Linked DNA regions of Homo sapiens: region 2 is linked to region 1. A link is an interaction called in ENCODE POLR2A ChIA-PET data of the cell type or tissue named here. Cell type or tissue: A673. All regions are shown on one strand. Each heading gives the region's core, and the rest is flanking DNA. Links, peaks and the distances in the headings are about the cores only. Region 1 holds the start of LOC124905972 (a long non-coding RNA gene). Region 2 has its middle 16 kb from the start of MIR4261.

What was found. ChIA-PET counts read pairs that join two places held together with the same protein. Peaks named below come from ENCODE experiments on the same cell type or tissue, not always from the same donor. Only the 100,000 strongest peaks of a DNase experiment are listed, where the experiment ranks them.
Region 2: POLR2A ChIA-PET joins it to region 1 with 13 read pairs; 2 of 35 experiments call an interaction of 5 or more read pairs at or near these places.

The regions. Positions count from the first base shown.
Region 1 is chr2:10,414,020-10,423,545 of GRCh38, forward strand. It overlaps HPCAL1 (hippocalcin like 1), which reads left to right. Exons shown (of 5, transcript NM_002149.4): 3 at 5,715-6,116; 4 at 8,964-9,069. The coding sequence starts at 5,739. LOC124905972 (a long non-coding RNA gene) reads right to left here and starts at 4,446. Exons shown (of 3, transcript XR_007086211.1): 1 at 1-4,446. RefSeq lists enhancers at 5,240-5,827, 5,828-6,415. In A673, for the core only: no CTCF peak of the experiment used is centred there; no DNase peak of the experiment used is centred there.
Region 2 is chr2:10,203,756-10,213,281 of GRCh38, forward strand. It overlaps a transcript of RRM2 not described here. Among named protein-coding and RNA genes, the nearest start is that of MIR4261, 16 kb to the left of the region's middle. In A673, for the core only: no CTCF peak of the experiment used is centred there; no DNase peak of the experiment used is centred there.

The sequences.
Region 1 (9,526 bases), core at 655-8,654:
CCTGGGGAGGAGGCCAGACCGCCTGGGTCCAAGCCCTGGCTTTGCCTCTCAGAGGTTCCGGGGCTCTCCCAGGGTTGGTTTACTTGTGGTGAAGCGTGACTAATAGGTAAAGTATCTGACAAAATGGGCCCCACAGGCCATGGTTGCTGCTTCTGGCTGTCCCTGCTGAGAGCAGGTGTAACGTACCTGGCATCACTCCTGCCCCAGAGACACCGATAACACATGTTTGTCAGCTGTAGGTCAGTTCCCCAAGGGTGGCTGCTGTGCTACTGTAACACGGGACTGCAGACTGGGCACTTAAACTACAGAACTCTGTTTTCTCACGGTCTGGAGGCCAGAAGTCCAAGGTGTTGGCAGGGTTGGGTGTTGGCAGGGTTGGGTGTTGGCAGGGTTGTTTCCTCCAGAGGCCCCTCTCCTAGAATTGCAGATGGCTGTCATTTTGCTGTGCCTTCACACGGTTTCCCCTGTGTGTCTGTGTCCTCATCTCCTCTTCTTATAAGGACACCAGTCATATTGGATTAGGGCCCACCCTGGTGACCTCATTTTAACCTAATGACCTCTTTAAAGACTGTGTTTCCAAGTACAGTCCCATTCTGAGGGACCTGGGGTTAGGACTTTAACATGGGAATTTGGGGGAAGCACAGTTGAGGCCATAGCAGCAGCTGTCTCATTCTGCTCACAGCTGGTTCTCTCTGGCCACGTGCCAGAGAGGAGTACGATGCCATCCCCTTAAACCACACACGGACATGCTGCCAGGAGGAACGTCATCACCTTTCAGCTGAAAGGAGTGAGGAATGAGGACAAGCAGGTGCAGAACACAGCCTTCTCACGTACTGGTCCATTCTGCACGTGCGCTGCTGCTGTTACAGCGGCAGACGGGAGGCTGAACTAGAGACACCTAAGACAAACCCTGCTTTCCCCTCCAGATGCTGGCTGCAAGAACGCCACAGTTTGAGAGGAGTGTGGACAATAGAAAGCCTTGAGAGCAGCTGAGCTGACGAAGGGATGGGAAAATGGGCCCTTTTGAAGCCTAGGAATGACCAAGTGGAGATGTGCAGGGTTTGGGGGTGCCCCAGCTTGAGTCTCAGTGCTCTGAGGGACATAGCGCAGAGTGGGACAGCCCGGTGGGTCAACCCCTGCCTGGTTCTGCAGACTTGGAGAGGTGGGACTTCTGCCCCAGGCCGCATGGAGGGCCGGCCCTGGGCTGGGTGTGCCTCACGCTGCCTGGGAGCCTCAGGCAACCTGCTGCAGCTGCTTGTTTTGCCACTCACTGGCCTGACTGCGGGAGCTGGAGGGGCTGGGAGGTCATTCCCTACTCCACAGCTTAGCTCAACCTCCCAGGTGCCCCGCACCCCCATCCCTCCCTTCCCATAAAACCAGTTATTCCTCATCCTCATAAGCGCTCCTAGGACACTTGCCATGTTCTATCAGTTTGGGGGTTCTCTGGGGCAGCCATCCACAGATCCATGCCCCGCCTATGAGCCATCTCCCCTCTCCTTCTCACCCCCGTGCTCCCCGTGTGGTGTCGGCCCCCGAGGCAAGGACCGTATGGGTTTTGTTCACTGCCCACACTCCCTCTGACACACAGGAAGTTCTGGAAAAGCTTCCGCATGGTGAAGGAGCCACATGCGGTTTGGTCGGGTGCCCCAGGCCTCCTCTTGATCATCACGACCACCCTGCCATCCCTGTTATTCGGGGGGAGTCCAGAGCTCCAGGAAGTTGACCACCTCCCCAAGGTCCCCCGAGCAGGGGTGGGTGGAACTGGCTCTGAGCCCACACTCAATGCCTTTCCCCTGTGCCCCGGAGCCTGGCTTGGTGCCACCCAGGACTTGTTTGTGGAAGTGACATGTGAACACCTAGCGAGCTCCATGGGCTCTGCGTGTGTACGTCTTTGCTGACTCAGTGGCCCCACACAGCAACCCGAGGGCCAGGGCAGAAAGCACAGGAGGAGCCACCACGGGTGCTGCAGGGCCTCAGGCTGGGCATCCATCCTCTACCTGTCCTTCTGCCGTCCATCTGTGGGTTCTCCCTCAGGTGCCACGCAAGGCTGGTCCTTCACAATGGCCCAGGCCCTCAAACTCAGTGGTCAGGAGGGTTCCCACCACCTCAGGGCTTAGCGGCAGTCAAGGTAACCTCAGGTCCTCAGGCTACCTTTGCAAATAGGTCCTTGCAAAGACCCTAATTCACATTCACAGATACTGGGAGTTAGGACTTCAACATCTTTTAGGCGGGCCATGATTCAACCCATGCATCTGGGCCTAGGAAGTGGAACTGCCCCAGTGAGCGATGCCCTGGGCACTGTGCAGTTCTGGGGGACACAGCCCTGACAGCCGGAGGGGGGCTTTCTGGGCACAGAGCTGTCTGGGATCCGCCAAGGCAACACAGGAAGGAGTCCAGAGCTCACCTGGGTGAGACCCGAGAGCTGTCAGTGACAGCAGAATCCAGAGGGAGCCCACATCTCCAAGCCAGGTCCAGAGCTCTTCCAACAGGATAGCAGTCTTGTCAGGCACTCTGGGAGGCCAAAGTGGGAGGATCACTTTGGGGCCAGGAGTTCGAGCAACCTGGGCAACATAGCAAGATCCCTATCTCTACAAACAAACCAAAAACCTCAGTAGCATCTTTGTTGTTTTTTCTCTTCTGTCAGGTATTTTGGTAGTAGTGATCTTCTGATTTTACATTCCCTTTTTTTTTTTTTCCATGTAGAAATCTCTATGGCCATTTCCTCTTGTGAATTAATTGAGTTTCTAAAGTGAACTAGCTGCATGTTAGAACCAGGACTTTTTTGAGCCCTTTAGAGCATGCTGGCAGGCGTCATCCCCAAGCCCCAGGGTGGGTCATATTTCTGGATGATGGAGGCAGGGGGTGCAGGGGTCCCCTATCTGCACATTGTTCTGAGTCTGATGTGATTCCTCAACTCCTCCATGAAACAGGGGCCATGCTTGTCCTCGTCTGGGGCAAACTGCAGTTGGAGAGGCTGGCCTCCTGTGGCTGCATATCCAGAGCTGGGCTTAACTGGCCAGGAGGAGAGAAGAATCCTCTCTCTTAATAAAAAGTCCCCAGGGGCTGGGCACAGTGGCTCACACCTGTAATCCCAGCACATTGGGAGGCTGAGGCAGGTGGATCACCTGAAGTCAGGAGTTCGAGACCAGGTTGGCCAACATGGTGAAACCCCATCTCTACTAAAAATACAAAAATTAGCTGGGCATGGTGGTGCATACCTGTAATTCCAGCTACTTGGGAGGCTGAGGCACAAGAATCGCTTGAACCCAGGAGGCGGAGGTTGCAGTGAGCTGAGATCGCTCCATTGCACTCCAACCTGGGTGACAAGAGCGAAACTCCCTCTCAAAAAAAAACAAAAAAAAAAGTCCCCAGGGCCCATGTCCACCCAGCCGTCTCTCTCCCTCCCGGCCAATGTTATTCTTTCCTCATAAGCCCTTCCAGAGCACAAACACACAAGCACGTATGTTTGTCTTCTTTTCTCATAAATGGTAACAAGCTCTGCTTGCTGTTGTGCAGCTTCTCTTTTCACATAAAAATACACCTTGAAGATTATTTCTTATGAGTACGTAAGATGGGCACCTGAGTAGTTTGCTGTTACAGACCACGTAGGCAATGGCCACCTGCACAGATTATTTGCACAGGTGGGAGTATCATTAGATGTTTCTGGAAGTGGGATGGCTGGGTCAAGGTGAATGTGTGTTTGGAATTTTGAAAGATAAAGTCATAAAGATAAGTAAAAACACCTGGCATCTTGGCTCACGGCTGTAGTCCCAACACATTGGGAGGTCAAGGTGGGAGGACTGCTTGAAGCTAGGAGCTTGAGACTGGCCTGGGCAAAATAGTGAGGCCCTGTTTCTACAAAAAAAAAAAAAATTAACTGGGTGTGGTGGTGTGTGCCCATAGTCTCAGCTACTCAGGAGACTGAGGTGGGAGGATCACTTGAGCACCGGAGGTCAAGGCTTCAGTGAGTCATGATCACACACTGCAGCCTGGGTGACAGAGTGAGAGCCTGTCTCAAAAAATAAATAAATAAAAAATAGATAGATAGATTGATTGATTGATATAGAGAGGATAAGTAAAAACAAAAACATGTATGTACTATAAAACCTGGGATGGGCTGGGCGTGGTGGCTTATGCCTATACTCCTAACACTTTGAGAGGCCAAGGCAGGCGAATCACTTGAGGTCAGGAGTTTGAGACCAACCTGGCCAACATAGTGTGAAACCCTGTCTCTACTAAAAATACATAAATAAATAAATAAATAAATAGCCAGGTGTGGTGGTGCATGCCTATAATCCTAGCTACTCAGGAGGCTGAGTTGGGAGGATTGCTTGAACCCAGGAGGTGGAGGTTGCAGTGAGCCGAGATCACACCACTGCACACTCCTCATAAGTGCCTGGAAGGGCAACACAGTGAGACTCCATCTCAAAAAAAAAAAAAAAAAAAAAAAAACAACCCTGGGATAGAGGCAGAGAAGAAAGGAAGTGGTGGGCAGTGTGGGTGGTCTGTCTTACCTTTCATAATGGAGAGCTGGTGCCTACTGTTTAGAATTCACAAACACAGAGTTCAAAGTGGTTGCCACTGTGGCTAGGGTAGGAGACATCTTTTTATTTCTCATTCTTCCATGTACTTCAAAAATTATCACGCCCTGTATATCAGTTAACTGTTAATGTAAGAAAATAACATGAGGTGGTGCAGTGGCAGCCGTGTGAATGCCGGTTGATCAGTCTTGCATTCAGGACTTGTGGAGAACCGCCCTGGGGGATGGTTTTGAGCAGAGCAGTTCCTCGTTCCCACAGGTGCCTCATTTTTCCCTGGTTCCATTCAGAACATCATTTACTGCCTAGAGCTAATTCCAGATCCTCCTCCCACCCGGGGCAGTTTATCAAAGGCAAAATAAAGAGGGTGGGCCGGGGACAGTGGCTCACACCTGTAATCCCAGCACCTTGGGAGGCCGAGGCAGGTGGATCACCTGAGGTCTGGAGTTCGAGACCAGCCTGGCCAACATGGTGAAACCCTGTCTCTACTAAAAATACAAAAAATTAGCTGGGCGCGGTGGTGCATGCCTGTAATCCCAGCTACTCAGGAGGCTGAGGCAGGAGAATTGCTTGAACCTGGGAGGCGGAGGTTACAGTGAGCTGTGATCCTGCTACTGCACTGCAGCCTGGGCGACAAGAGCAAAACTCCATCTCAAAAGAAACAAACAAATAAACAAATAAAGAAGGTGGGTGGGGGTGACTCCCTGAAAGTTTCTAGACGCCTCTTCTAAAGATAAAAACATAATGTGATGCCTGAAAGAGGGAAGAACTGCCCCAAAGAGTCTGGGATGTGGCTGAGGTGGCCACTTTGCCAGGAGCTGATGAGGGGGATGAAAGTAAGAACTGATTTTAATCTTCGCCTCTCGTACAACCCCTGGTGGGCACCGGATGATGCCCTGTTCCACTGATTTTAAGTTGCATTTTCCCCCCCGCATTTCCACATTCTCCAAGTGAGAACGTGTCCCGCAGTGTGAGGGTGAGCTGTCGTGATATAATTAGAGTCTCTTGGCCTTCTTGGTGGTCCATAAGATAGCGGCATGCCTTCCGATGGGGGACCCGGGAGTTGCTGAGTCGCAGCGCTTGCACAGCGATGGGCTTATTTGGTCTCTCCGGCACATGGCTCAGCCCTGCTCCGTGGCCGTGGGTGGCGTCCCCGGCTGACCCCCTGTCTTGCAGGTGTAGTCGCCGCCGCCAGCCGCCATGGGCAAACAGAACAGCAAGCTGCGGCCCGAGGTGCTGCAGGACCTGCGGGAGAACACGGAGTTCACCGACCACGAGCTGCAGGAGTGGTACAAGGGCTTCCTCAAGGACTGCCCCACCGGCCACCTGACCGTGGACGAGTTCAAGAAGATCTACGCCAACTTCTTCCCCTACGGCGACGCTTCCAAGTTCGCCGAGCACGTCTTCCGCACCTTCGACACCAACGGCGACGGCACCATCGACTTCCGGGAGTTCATCATTGCGCTGAGCGTGACCTCGCGGGGCAAGCTGGAGCAGAAGCTCAAGTGGGCCTTCAGCATGTACGACCTGGACGGCAACGGCTACATCAGCCGCAGCGAGATGCTGGAGATCGTGCAGGTACCGGCGCCCGAGGCCCCGGGTCTCACCGCGGGCCCAGGTCCCCTCCCAGCTCCCAGCCCCCAGCCCAGGGCTTTTTTTTTTTTTTTTTTTTTTAAGACAGGAATCTTGCTCTAGTGACTGGAGTGCAGTGGCACTATCTCAGCTCACTGCAACCTCTGCCTCCTGGGCTCAGGTGATTTTTCCGCTTCAGCCTCTTGAGCACCTCCATGCCCTGTTAATTTTTTTGGTATTTTTGATGGTAGAGAGAGGGTTTTGCCACATTATCCAGGCTGGTCTTGAACTCCTAGGCTCAAGCGATCTGCCCGCCTCAGCCTCCCAGAGTGCTAGAATGACAGGTGTGAGCCACCGTGCCTGGCCTCCCTGTGTTCTTTATGTTCACTCGACATTGGGTCTTTCTTGGCCAGGTTGCTACCTGGTGCACTTTGGAAAGTGAGCAGTTGTCACCTGATTGGGCAGACCCTTGCAAAGGGCAATGGTAAAAGCCAATGTTTATTGATCACTTGCTATACATCAGGGCCGGGTGGAGCACTTTGATCCGTTTTCATCTTCATAACCCAACAACGTGGGTCATTCTCTGCATTTTACAAAGTCTGAGACTCAAATAGATGAATTTCTAAAAATTATATTTTATATATATTTGGAGATGGAGTCTCACTTTGTCGCCCAGGCTGGAGTGCAGTGGCATGATCTCGGCTCACTGCAACCTCCACCTCCTGGGTTCAAGAGATTCTCCTGTCTCAGCCTCCCATGTAGCTGGGATTACAGGTATGTGCCACCGCAGCCAGCTAATTTTTGTATTTTTAGTAGAGACGAGGTTTCACCATGTTGGCCAGGCTAGTCTTAAACTCCTCACCTCAGTTGATCTGCCTTCAGCCTCCCAAAGTGCTAGGATTACAGGCATGGGCCACCGTGCCTGGCCAAGAATTGTATGATTGCTGGGCTCCTTGGCACTTGCAAGAGGTACCTGCCAAGACCTGGGGAAAGCCCTGGATTTGAGAACTCAACAGATAGCTTGTGATGTCCCCAGGAATGCGCAGTCATCAAGTAAAACTGAAGCATTAACGATCACGAGAATCAGCTCAGCACGGGAAAGACGTCACTTTAGGAGGCATCTCTTCACCTTCATGCCTATCAACAGCTCTAGCAGAAAGGCCATGTTTCAGAAGGAAACCAAGTTTTGTTCACTTGGCCAGGTGCCTAGGTATGCGAGAGAGAGTAGAGAGCAGAGCTGCCCCTCCCTGGCATTCCCCTGAGTGCCTCCCTGAGCCCAGGAGCATCCAATTCTAGAACTCATGGCCAGGCCTGTAATCCCAACACTTTGGGTGGCCGAGGCTGGAGGATCGCGTGAGCCCGGGAGTTTGAGACCAGCCTGGGCAATATAGTGAGACTCCATCTCTATAAAAAATTAAAAGAGTAGCAGGGCATAGTGGCATGCACCTGTAGTCCCAGCTACTTGGGAGGCTGAGATGGGAGGATTGCTTGAGCCCAGGAGTTCAAGGTGACAGTGAGCTGTGATTGCACTGCTGCATTCCAGCCTGGGTGACAGAGTGAGACCCTGCCTCCAAAAAGACCAAAAGCAAAATAAGAAAAAAATGGAACTCTTCAGAAGGGGTGGTCCCATGGTAGGGAACTTCAGGGGTGGGCCTCCAGTAGCGGGTATCAAATCCGTGAACTTCTGCAGCAGCAGTGGCCCGCCTCAGGAATGAGCGACCCATTTCCCACGTAGATGGTTTTCACACTGTCAGAGTAAATTAACATGGGCTCGGGGAACTCTGGTACTGTCGTCACTTTCTGGCTCTTAGCTTCATGCAGTGGCGGAAGTAAGAATTCTATTCCCCAGGAATCACCCGTCCTGTCCTGTGTGTTAACCCTTACCCTTTGCAAATAGGTGTGCCTGTCACTGGCCGTGCAGAGGCTTGGTCAGAACATCAAGGCACTGGTAGAACTGTTCCAAGCAGTGAGGAGCAGCCACTTCTGTCCAAACGGGACAGCCCCCAAACCAAGTCCCCAAACCCTGAAAGCCTTCCCCCGACGCCATCGATGGCTCCCTGGCCGGCTGGGTGGTGTTTCTCATGGGACACTTGGTTGCTACCTCTTTCTCACAATGAGAAAATGGTCTGTTGTCAGGAATGAGAATATCAAGCCACCTTCACGTGGAGTGCTCAGAAAATCCCACAGCAGTGCCACCACTCCCCACGCATGTCACTCTGCTCAGTGGCCACTCACCAGTCCCATCACCGTCTCCTCTGTACACCCACCAGCAGCACAGAGTCACATGCCCCAGGCTGGGCCACTCAGGCAGAGACACGCAGAGAGACCAGTGGCTAGACTGAGCCCTCGGCTGACAGTGCCCTAAACAGGCCATGGAGACCCCAGTGCTGCTGCTTCCTGTCCTGTCGGGGCTGGTGATGGGGCTTGCCCTGTGAGTTTCAGGGACTCAGTCTCTTTTAAACTGAGGGGTAACAGCCATGGAGTAAAATGCACACAGCTCAGCAGGCAGTGTGGGGAATTTCACACATCTGTGACCACCACTCTCCCTCAGCATTCCCAGCCCCCGACAGGGACACTTAGGCACCTTCCTGGCACTACCCACCCCCAGGCAGAGATACCAGCACCCTCACCACCCTCCCAGTAGAACCCTTCTGCCAGCTCTGCTCTTGAACTTCACATAGACACCCGTGAGGTTCACTAGGGAACATTCTCCCCACTGGGGAAGGGTCCCGAAGGCCACCGGGAGCCCCTGACCTCTCCGAGCCTTGTTGTGGGCTGGGCGGAAGCCCACCCTTGCTGCACCCGCCCAAGCCCCCGGGCCTCTGAGCACAGTGTCATTGCCCCCATCCGCAGGCCATCTACAAGATGGTGTCGTCTGTGATGAAGATGCCGGAGGATGAGTCCACCCCGGAGAAGCGCACAGACAAGATCTTCAGGCAGATGGACACCAACAATGACGGTAGTGCGGGGTGGGGGCGGGGCTGCATGTGTACGCCACGGTAGGGGCAAAACCATGTGGTTTGGGGCACCCCCTCCCCTCTGCAGCTTCTTGGTCTCCTGAGGGCCACCCCCGCCCGCCACCTGCCTGGCGCCTGCCATGCCCAGGGAAGAGCGGGATGCAGTCAGGGACACCCGTGCTGTATCCTGGCTCCTCTGTGCAGCTTTGTGATGCTGGGCATGTTGTGGCCTCTCTGAGCCACTGTCTCCCCACTTATAGAATCGGGCATACCCATATTCCCGTGGGTACAATGTTTAGGGGCAGGGAGGCAAGCATGCTGGTGGCCCTGAACCTGGAGGGGTTGAGATCAAAGGATCCCAGATGTTGGGGTCCTGGGGTGCTGGCCATGCCTCTCTTGCTGCCATCCTGAGAGAAGAAGCTGCCCAGATGGCCCCAGTGTCCAAGGGGAACTGTCAGG
Region 2 (9,526 bases), core at 1,059-9,058, 210 kb before region 1:
AATAAATACATACATACATACATACATACATGTGACGGTCTCCCAGACATGCACTCCGGCTCCACCTTGACCAAGGGGATGGGGCTCACGGTTAAGTCAAACTCTCAGGCTCTTTCTCCAGAGAATTTGAACTCTGAGCCTTGGGCTGATGACACAAAGACTCAAATGGTGGCTGCGCCTTTCTCCCCCAAGTGCACCCCCAGAGACTGCTGGTGCTTCCTGCTAGCTGGATCCCCAGAGCTGCTTGGTCCCTGTTCTAGGTGAGGCCATTCAGCAGTCCTTGTGATTTTCTGAGCATACTTTAGCCTTCTAGCACACTCCTCTCTTCCCCTAAAATTAGCCAAGAGTGGGTTTCTGTTGCTTGCATCCCAACTACCATCATTGGGACAGAGCCCCTGTGCTTGAGACAAGCAGAAGATAGACTTCTTTCACCTGGGGCCTGGCTTCGTCCAACAGCAGAGCCCAACCTCCAGGGCAGACTGACCCGTGATGGGCATGGGAGCCCAGAAAAAGGCCCCATCCAGCCTGTGGGATCAGAGGAGCCTTCTTGGAGGAGGTGATGCTGGGCGAGTGTTAAAGGATACCTAGGCATCAGCTAGGTGAAGAGAGCAGGGAAGGAGACTCCAGGGAGAGGAATGTGTGAGAAAATGGGGAGGAGAGGGAGGAACGGTTGGTGGGCAGCTGCCACTCTGTCCACTGGCAGAGAAGCAGCCAAGTCTCTGATGGAGCCCACCGGAGCAGCCTACCTGGCTTCTGTGGTCACTGGCTGTGACCCCGCCAGCCCTGCTCAGCGCTGTGCCCAGCCCTGGGTGCAGGGAGGTGCGGTTTGCTCTCAGAGGAGCAGCTAGCTGGGAGCATCCGAGGCCATTAGGGACAGGACGCTAATGCATCGGCGCCCCATTGATTCTGCCTGGCTTTTGTGAACACGTCTGCGCTGACTAATTTGTTTAATTACTCATTGCCGCATCTGTTCTCAATTGCCCTATGCAGATACTTAGTCTGTGGCTGGGAGCCAAGCCTCAGGGTCCCTTTTCCTCTTCCAAGATGGGTGGCACTGAACGCCGAGGCCACGGCCCGTCCTGATGTGGTCAGAGATGTCGTCATGTGCCACTAACAGGCGTCGCCAAGACCAGCCAGGTGCAGACCTTGGGTGGGTCCTATGGGGTCCTACAGGAAGCATAGGCATGGTCCCTGGTGGTCCCCAGGAGCACGGCTCTAACACAGCCGAGGCATAGTGTGAGCAAAGTCAGACGCAGTGGTTACAAGCAACCCCACGTGGTCTGCTTCGAATCCAGCAAACTTTTGTTTTCAGTGCCCAGCTCCCTAAGCCTTCTTTGTCCTTACCGTCTCTTCAGAATCTGTCTGCTTCACCCTGAATCTTGTCTATTGTCCTGGCTAGTTCAGCTGGAGGCCAGGGGTCGGAGACTTAGAGAAATGAGGAGGGGGCGTGGAGCAGGGGCTGAGGCCTGAGCGGTGAGTGGGGCTCGGTATTGACGATCAGCGAACAGTCTCCTGGGGAGTCAGCTTGAATGGGGCCTGTGATATCTGCGGCCAGTGCCCTCGGTATGTCCCACTCAGCATCCTCCCCAGGTCAGAACACATTTTGGGGCAGAACCGAGTTTTCTCTTCACTTTCAGACTCAAGTCCAGCTTATTGGGGCTTATGAAGACTTCCACCTCATACAGGATGAATGATTCTCTTCTCCATTCCCTCTGCTGCTCGTGGACACTCGGAGGTGGGGGAAGGCTCTGTTCTTTTACTTTTCTGGTTCTAGTTTCTCAGGGAATGAGGCAGGAGGAGAGACATGGAAAGGGAGAGAGATACCTTCCGTTTCAAGGAATATGCAGTTTGGATGTCTGAAAAAGATTTATGGCAGAGATGCTGGATGGAAAACAAACACACAGTTTGAGAGGGTCCTTTTTATTTTTATTTTATTTTATTTATTTATTTTTTTGAGATGGAGTCTTGCTGTGTCACCCAGGCTGGAGTGCAATGGTGCAATCTCCGCTCACTGCAACCTCTGCCTCCTGGTTTCAAGTGATTCTCCTGCCTCAGCCTCTGGAGTAGCTGGGACTACAGGCACCTGCCACCACCCCTGGATAATTTTTGTATTTTTAGTGGAGACGAGGTTTTCACCACGTTGACCAGGCTGGTCTCGAACTCCTGACCTCATATGATCCTCCCGCCTTGGCTTCCCAAAGTTCTGGGATTACAGGCATGAGCCACTGCGCCTGGCCAAGAGGGTGTCTGGGAGGCCGAAGCGGGAGGATCATGAGGTCAGGAGATCGAGACCATCCTGGCTAACATGGTGAAACCCTGTCTGTACTAAAAATACAAAAAATTAGCCAGGCATGGTGGTGGGCACCTGTAGTTCCAGCTACTCAGGAGGCTGAGGCAGGAGAATGGCGTGAATCTGGGAGGCGGAGCTTGCAGTGAGCTGAGATCGCACCACTGTACTCCAGCCTGGGCAACAGAGCAAGACTCCGTCTCAAAAAAAAAAAAAAAAAGTTAAACACATGTCTAACCTATGACCCAGAAATTTCAGTTCTGGGTATTTATGCACAAGAAATGAAAAGGTATCTATCTGCATAAAAAGACTTGAATAAGATTTTTCATAATAGTTGTATTCACCATAACTAAAAATATAAGCCACCTAAACATCTATTATGTGAAAGAGTACCCATGGAATGTATAGCTTGGATACTACTCAGCAATAAGAGAAGTATGAACAAGAGGTAGAATGCAGTTCAGAGACAAACACATGAAAAACACAAAAGAGAGGCAAAAAAAGGTGGCAGTGGAAGGAGGAATTCTGACACATGCTTAACCGGAGTTCCAGAAGAAGATAAGACAGTGAAGGGGACATGTGATAGTCAAAGGCAGGCCCCAATCCTCAGATCAGGAACCATAACAATTCTCAGAGAGAATAAATGAACAGAAATCCATATTTAGATCCATCAGAGTGAAACTGCAGAACACCAAAGACCACAAGAAGATTTTAAAAGCAGCAAGTACAAGAGAGATTACCCTCAGAACACCAACAACAGATTGACAGTTGACTTCACAACAGCAATAATGGAAGACACAGAGCTGGATACACAAAGGAAATTGACTACAATCTAGAATCCAAAAGATTCTTGAAGGATGAGGGCAAAATAAAGCCATTTTCGGATACACAAAAGCTGAGAGCAGCTATTGCAAAGAGACTCTCACTAAAGGGCCTCCACACCAATGCACTTCAGGAAGAAGGAAAGAGGTTTCGGACGGAAGGTCTGTGTGCAGAGGGAATGGCTGTCTCAGAGGCGACTCAAACTCAGTATGTCCAGAAAGGACTCACAATCTGCTCTCCCAGCCCAGCGCCTCCTGGGACTTTGGCCTCTGTGGATGATGACCACAGTCACTTGGGCCAGAAACATAGACATCATCTTGATACCCCTTCTCCCTCACCTCCCCCATATCCAGTCACCTCCAGTCCTGTCATCTTTGCCTCCTAATCTCTTTCATCTCTGCCCTTTTCTCTCCATCTCCATGGCCACCCAGCTGCCACTGCATTTTGCTCACCACCTGCAATTGGCCTTCCAGCCCCTGAACCCCTCTGATCTGCTCAGCCCGCTCTCCACACCGAACCCGAGGCTCTCTCTTTGAATGGCAATCTGATAGTCTCCCCCCTGTTTAAAACATGAAATGGTATCCTACTACCCTGGGGATAAAAACAAGACAAAAACGTTTAAGAGGTTAGAGAGGTCTTCATGATTCAGTCCCCACCCACCTCTCAGACTCACCTCCCGCCCCAGCCTCTCTGGACTCTTTTGGCCCCTCATGGGTGCCATCATTTTGCCCACATAGGCTCTTGTCTGTGCTGTTTTCACTATAGAGTGGGTCCTTCCCTTCTTTCTTTGTCTAATTCATGACACTCATCGTTTAGTGCATTTGGCACTTCCTCCAGGAAGCCTGCCTTGACCTCCCTGACTATATCAGCTCTCCCCCATTAAATGTTCCCCTCGTGCCATGGTCCCCTCATCTGTGACATTGATCACATGAGCAATTTCACATTTATTCATGTAGTTAGTTATAGTCTGGATCCTCCTTTGGATTTTAAGTTCCTATAGGTAAAAGCCTTCCTCTCCTTTGGCCACCGAGATATCTCCAGGACTACCATGGACATGCAGTAAACATTCACCAGTTGTTGAATTTATGAGTGGGTGAGTGGTGCCTGCCACCCTAGAATTTCCCTTATTTGAAATTCTAGAATAAGCAGATTCACTTCTTTTTCACATCCATGTGAATTTTTGTTCTTGTATAAATGAATAGTAAGTAAGAGCCATAAGAAATAATTGGAGAAAGAAGGAATTGGGAATTGGGAAGAGAAAAGAGAGAAAAACAATAGAGGCAGAGCAGGGGCTTTTTGCAGTGATGCTTGGGGAGAAGAAGGAAGCCGAAGGGACAGCAAGTGGGTAGATGGCAGGTGACTGGCCCCAGGTTATCCAGAGCAGAGCTGAGACCACCCAGTCCTAAGGGGAAGGGGCTGGGAAGGAAGCCACTCAGCTCTGCCAAGCAGATTAAATACAGATCAACAAGAGCCTTTCCCATTTTGAAAATGTACATTGCTCTGTGTTGCTGGGACTGCAGTGAGACCCAGGAGGCAGGAATAAACAATTCTGAGTCATAAAATCATTAAGGCATCAAACATTTGGATCGATGAGCAGACACAAAAGAATATGCTTCCTATACACATGTTAAAAGCCTAACTCTTGACAAGGATCTCACCGAATCTCTTGGGCAGAAGGATTCTGTAATGGAAAGTAATTGCACGCCACTCATCTTTGTTAATTTAAGATGAGTAAAGGGTTATTGATTCACTCTTTGTTTCATGAGCTGTTTTCATATTGAATTTCAGTGAACAAAAATATTTTTAATAAGGATTTCATGGGCTTATTTGGCATCTTTCTCTCCCAAGCTGCAGAGCTATAGATCCAACTGCCAGCTGGACAAACCCAACTCATCTCCAGCCATGGCCCCTCCTGATGTGAGCCTATCTCAGGTTCTGGTACCACAATCCACCCAGTGCCAAGCCAGACACTCACGTATCACCCTGGATGCCCTCCGCAGCCCCTCACCCATCCAACAGATGCCCCGTCCCTGTGCCTGCTAACTCCCTCCCACCTCTCCAGCTCAAGGCCTCCCTCCCACGTGCTGGATCCTGCCTGTTCAGACCTGTCCTGTCTCCTGGTGGCCAAACTGGCCTCCCCAGTCAGTCCCTGCTGCAGAAAGTGGTTTCTTTCTTTCTTTCTTTCTTTCTTTCTTTTTTTTTTTTTTTTGAGATGAAGTCTTATTCCATCGACCAGGGCCTGGAGTGCAATGGTGCAATCTTGGCTCACTGCAACCTCTGCCTCCTGGGTTCAAGCAATTCTTTTGCCTCATTCCCCTGAGTAGCTGGGATTATAGACATGCACCACCACGCATGGCTAATTTTTGTATTTTTAGTAGGGGTGGGGTTTCACCATGTTGGCCAGGCTGGTCTTGAACTCCTGACCTCAAGTGATCCACTGATCTTGGCCTCCCAAAGTGCTGGGATTACCCCTGTGAGCCACCGCACCCAGCCTGGAAAGTAGTTTCTATAGTACAAAGCCGGGGGTGCTGCTCCCCTGCCCCACACACCTCAGCACCTCCATGTTGCTTCCTGTGGAGTAGACACTATTGTTTTGTCTGCCCAGTCTCTTCTTTTCTTGTGGGAATATGCTTCTGGAATATTTGTCTGGAAAACCCTCTCCTTTTGATAACTGTCTTTGCCTCCCTGGGACTGCAGCTGACGTGCTTGCATGTGTGTGTGTGTGTGCGCGCGCGTGTGTGTGCGTGCATGCGTGTGTGTGTGTGTGTGTGTGTTGGGATCGGCTTCCAAATCTTCCTACTGGGGGAATGCCCATTATCCATTAGATGCCACTCAGTGGGAAGTGGTGCCCCACCCGTCCGTGGAGACCTAAGGGGCTTAATAGATCCTCCCTGCATAGCCAGAGACGGATACAATCTGGGCTCAGTGAATCGGTGCTTTGACTGCTCACAGCGTAGCTGAGAGCTTACTCCCAGAATGGCGAAGGTGGCAAAGAGTCCCCATAGCTGGTGTTGTTGGCTGCCATCACCCCTTTTATCCAGGGGCACAGCTGAAATCTGTGCCACTCGGCTCTGCTGGGCAGGTGGGATAAATCTGCCCCAGCCTCTGTGCTGTCCCCATCCCTGCTCCTGCTGCCCAGCAGCCTGGAGTCCTTCTCCAGACTTCCTGTAACTCTCTCCCCAAGCCAATGCCCTCCCTCGGGTGAACAAGGGCCCCTCCTTGTGACCCATGGTGCCTGGCTTGCCTTGGCCCCAGCCCTCCTCCCTGTGCCGAAATCATCTCTCTGTGGACCTTTCTCCCTCATGGACTCCCACCTCCTTGTGGGCAGGAACCAGCCCTTGGCCATGTTCCGGCTCCCTAGTGCCCAGTATGTGTTTGGTGAATTTGGGGGCATGGGTTGGATGATCTTGGTTCAGTTACCAAATCTTTCTTTCCTGTCCAATCAGTCTTCCAGGATCTCAACCAGTTCTCTCACTGCAGAGTCTGGAGAAGCCCAGCCCTCATTGTGAAGGGAGAGCCACCGTGGTGCTCACAGCAAGACACCCAGAGTCCCTTCCAGACAGGGACACCCCTGGAGCGACCCTGTTTCAGAATGAAGTTATCTGGGTGGGAACTCACCAAGAATGCACAGAGGGCGCTGGGCTCCAAGCTTCAGCATATCCTTTCACTGGACTCCACACAGGCCTGCGGAGCAGGTGGACCCACCATTCTCAGACCCCCCAGGGCCCCATAGACAGCAGATCTGCTGCTTTCAATCACACCCACTGCCTCTCATGCCGGAGTGGGGGAAATGGAACCCGCAAAGCCTGCAGGCCAGGGAGGGTGGGAAACTGGGGTGATGTGAGCCCACAGGGTGGAGCACTGTGGACTGAATGCCTGTGTCCCCTGGGTTCATATGTTGAACCCCTAACTCCCAATGTGATGGTGTCAGGAGGTGGAGCCTTTGGGAGGTGGTTAGGCCGTGAGGGTGGAGACCCATGCTGGGGTTGGTGCCCTTATGGTTCTCCCATGTGAGGACACAGAGGGCAGCCATCTACAAGCCAAGAAGAGAGGCCTCACCAGACACCAAACCTGCCGGCACCTTGCTGTGAGATTTCCAGCCCCCAGAGCTGTGAGAAATAAATTTCTGTTGTTTAAGGCACTCAATATTTTGTTACAGTAGCCCAAGCTGACTGAGCAGATATTCATATGGAAAGTGAATTTTGATCTCTACTTCATGCCGTACATAAAAGCCAATTCCAGATTGACTGTAGATACAGATTGGCAAAGCAAAACAGTACAGTTTCTAGAAAGAAACAGGAAAATATCTGCATGAGGTGGTCAAATATTTCCTAGAGAGGACACAAAAAGCACTAACTACAAAATAAACAATGATAAATTGGACTGCATTAAAATTAAGAACATCTGTTTAACAAAAGACCCCACGAAGAGCGTGAGAAGCCAGAGTGCAGAGTGGGAGGAGAAATCTGACCTGAGATGGGAAATTAGAATATGAAGAACTCCTTCAAGTCAGCAAGAAGACAGGCAAGCCGAGAGGAGGACGGGCAAACGACCTCAACAGACACTTTACAGAAGAGATATCCAGGCCAGGTGCAGTGGCTCATGCCTGTAATCCCAGCACTTTGGGAGGCTGAGGCCGGTGGATCACCTGGGATCAGGAGTCCAAGATCAGCCTGGCCAACATGTCGAAGTGCCATCTCTACTAAAAATACAAAAATTTGCTGGGCTTGGTGGTGTGCACTTGTAATCCCAGCTACATGGGAAGCGGAGGTGGGAGAATTTCTTGAACCCGGGAGGCAGACTTTGCAGTGAGCTGAGATCGTGCCACTGCACTCCAGCCTGCGGGACAGAGTGAGACTCCATATCAAAAAAAAAAAAAAAGATATACACATAAGAGAATATTCAACTTTATTAATCATTGGGGAAATACAAATTAAAGCCAAAGGGAGACAACACTCCTTACCCCTAGGAATGGCTAAAGTTAAAAAGATGGGAATACCCATGTCAGGAAGGATTTGAAACAACTGCAACTCTCATATGCTGCAGGTGGGAAGTAGGAGGCAGGCCTCCACTCCAGAGGAGGGGCTCACATGACACACACCAAATTGAGGACTAGCTAGAACAGGGATGGCTGGAAGCAGCTTTCCATAAGACACACCCACCAGTGTGCCACGTCAGTTTACCATTGCCATGGCGACACCCAGAAGTTAATGCCCCTTTCCATGGCAATGACCTGATGACCCAGAAGCTACCATCCTTTTCCTAGAAATTTCTGAATAATCCACCTCTTAATTTGCATGTAATTAAAAGTGGCAATAAATCTGACTACACACTACCTCTGAGCTGCTGCTCCGGGCACACTGCCTATGGGGTAGCCCTGCCCCACAGGGAGCAGCCCTTCTGCTGCTGCTGCTGCTGTTTACGGCTGCTTCAATAAAAACTGCTAACTCCATTGGCTCGCCCTTACCTTCTTTCTTGGGTGAAGCCACAAACCCTCCTGGGGTAAGCCCCAATTTTGGGGCTCGCCTGGCCTGCATCAGTGGGAGTTTTTGGCAGTATAAGTTAAGCTGGATACAAGTATCCTCCATGGTGTGACTTCTAGGCAGCATATAATCAATTAAAATGCAAACATAAGTTACCAAAAGACATGTACAAGAATGTTCCTAGCAGCCTATTCATAACAGCCAGAACTGGGAGTACTCCGGATGTTACCAAGAGGAGAATGGGTAAGTCAATTGTGGTATATTCATGTAATGGAATACTCCACAATGAGAACAAATGAACCACACCTTCATGCAACAGTGTGGATGGCGATTCGAGTTCAAAAACAGGCACCATTAGTTGGTCATATTAGAAATAAGGCTGTGCTGGCCAGGCATGGTGGCTCACAACTGTAATCCCAGCACTTTGGAAGGCCGAGGCAGGTGGATCACTTGAGTCCAAGAGTTTGAGATCAGTCTGGGCAACGTGAGGAAACCCTGTGTCTACAAAAATACAAAAATTAGCTAGGCGTAGTGGCACATGCCTGTAGTCCCAGGGAGGGAGGCTGAGGTGGGAGGATTGCTTGAGCCCGGGAGGTGGAGGTTGCAGTGAGCAAAGATTGTGTCACTGCGCTCCAGCCTGGGTGACAGAGTAAGAACCTGTCAGAAAAGAAAGAAAGAGAAGAAAGAAAGAAAAGAAAGAAAAGAAGGAAGGAAGGAGGGAAGGAAGGAAGGAAAAGAAAATAAAAGGAAAAAAGAAAGAAAGAAAAGAAAAGAAAGGAAGGAAAGAGAGGGAAGGAAGGAAGGAAAGAAGGGAGGGAGGGGAGGGAAAGGGAGGGAGGGGAGGGGAGGGAAAAGATAAGAAAGGAAAAGAAAAGACATAAGGTTGTGTTGGCCGGGCGCAGTGGCTCACGTCTGTAATCCCAGCACTTTGGGA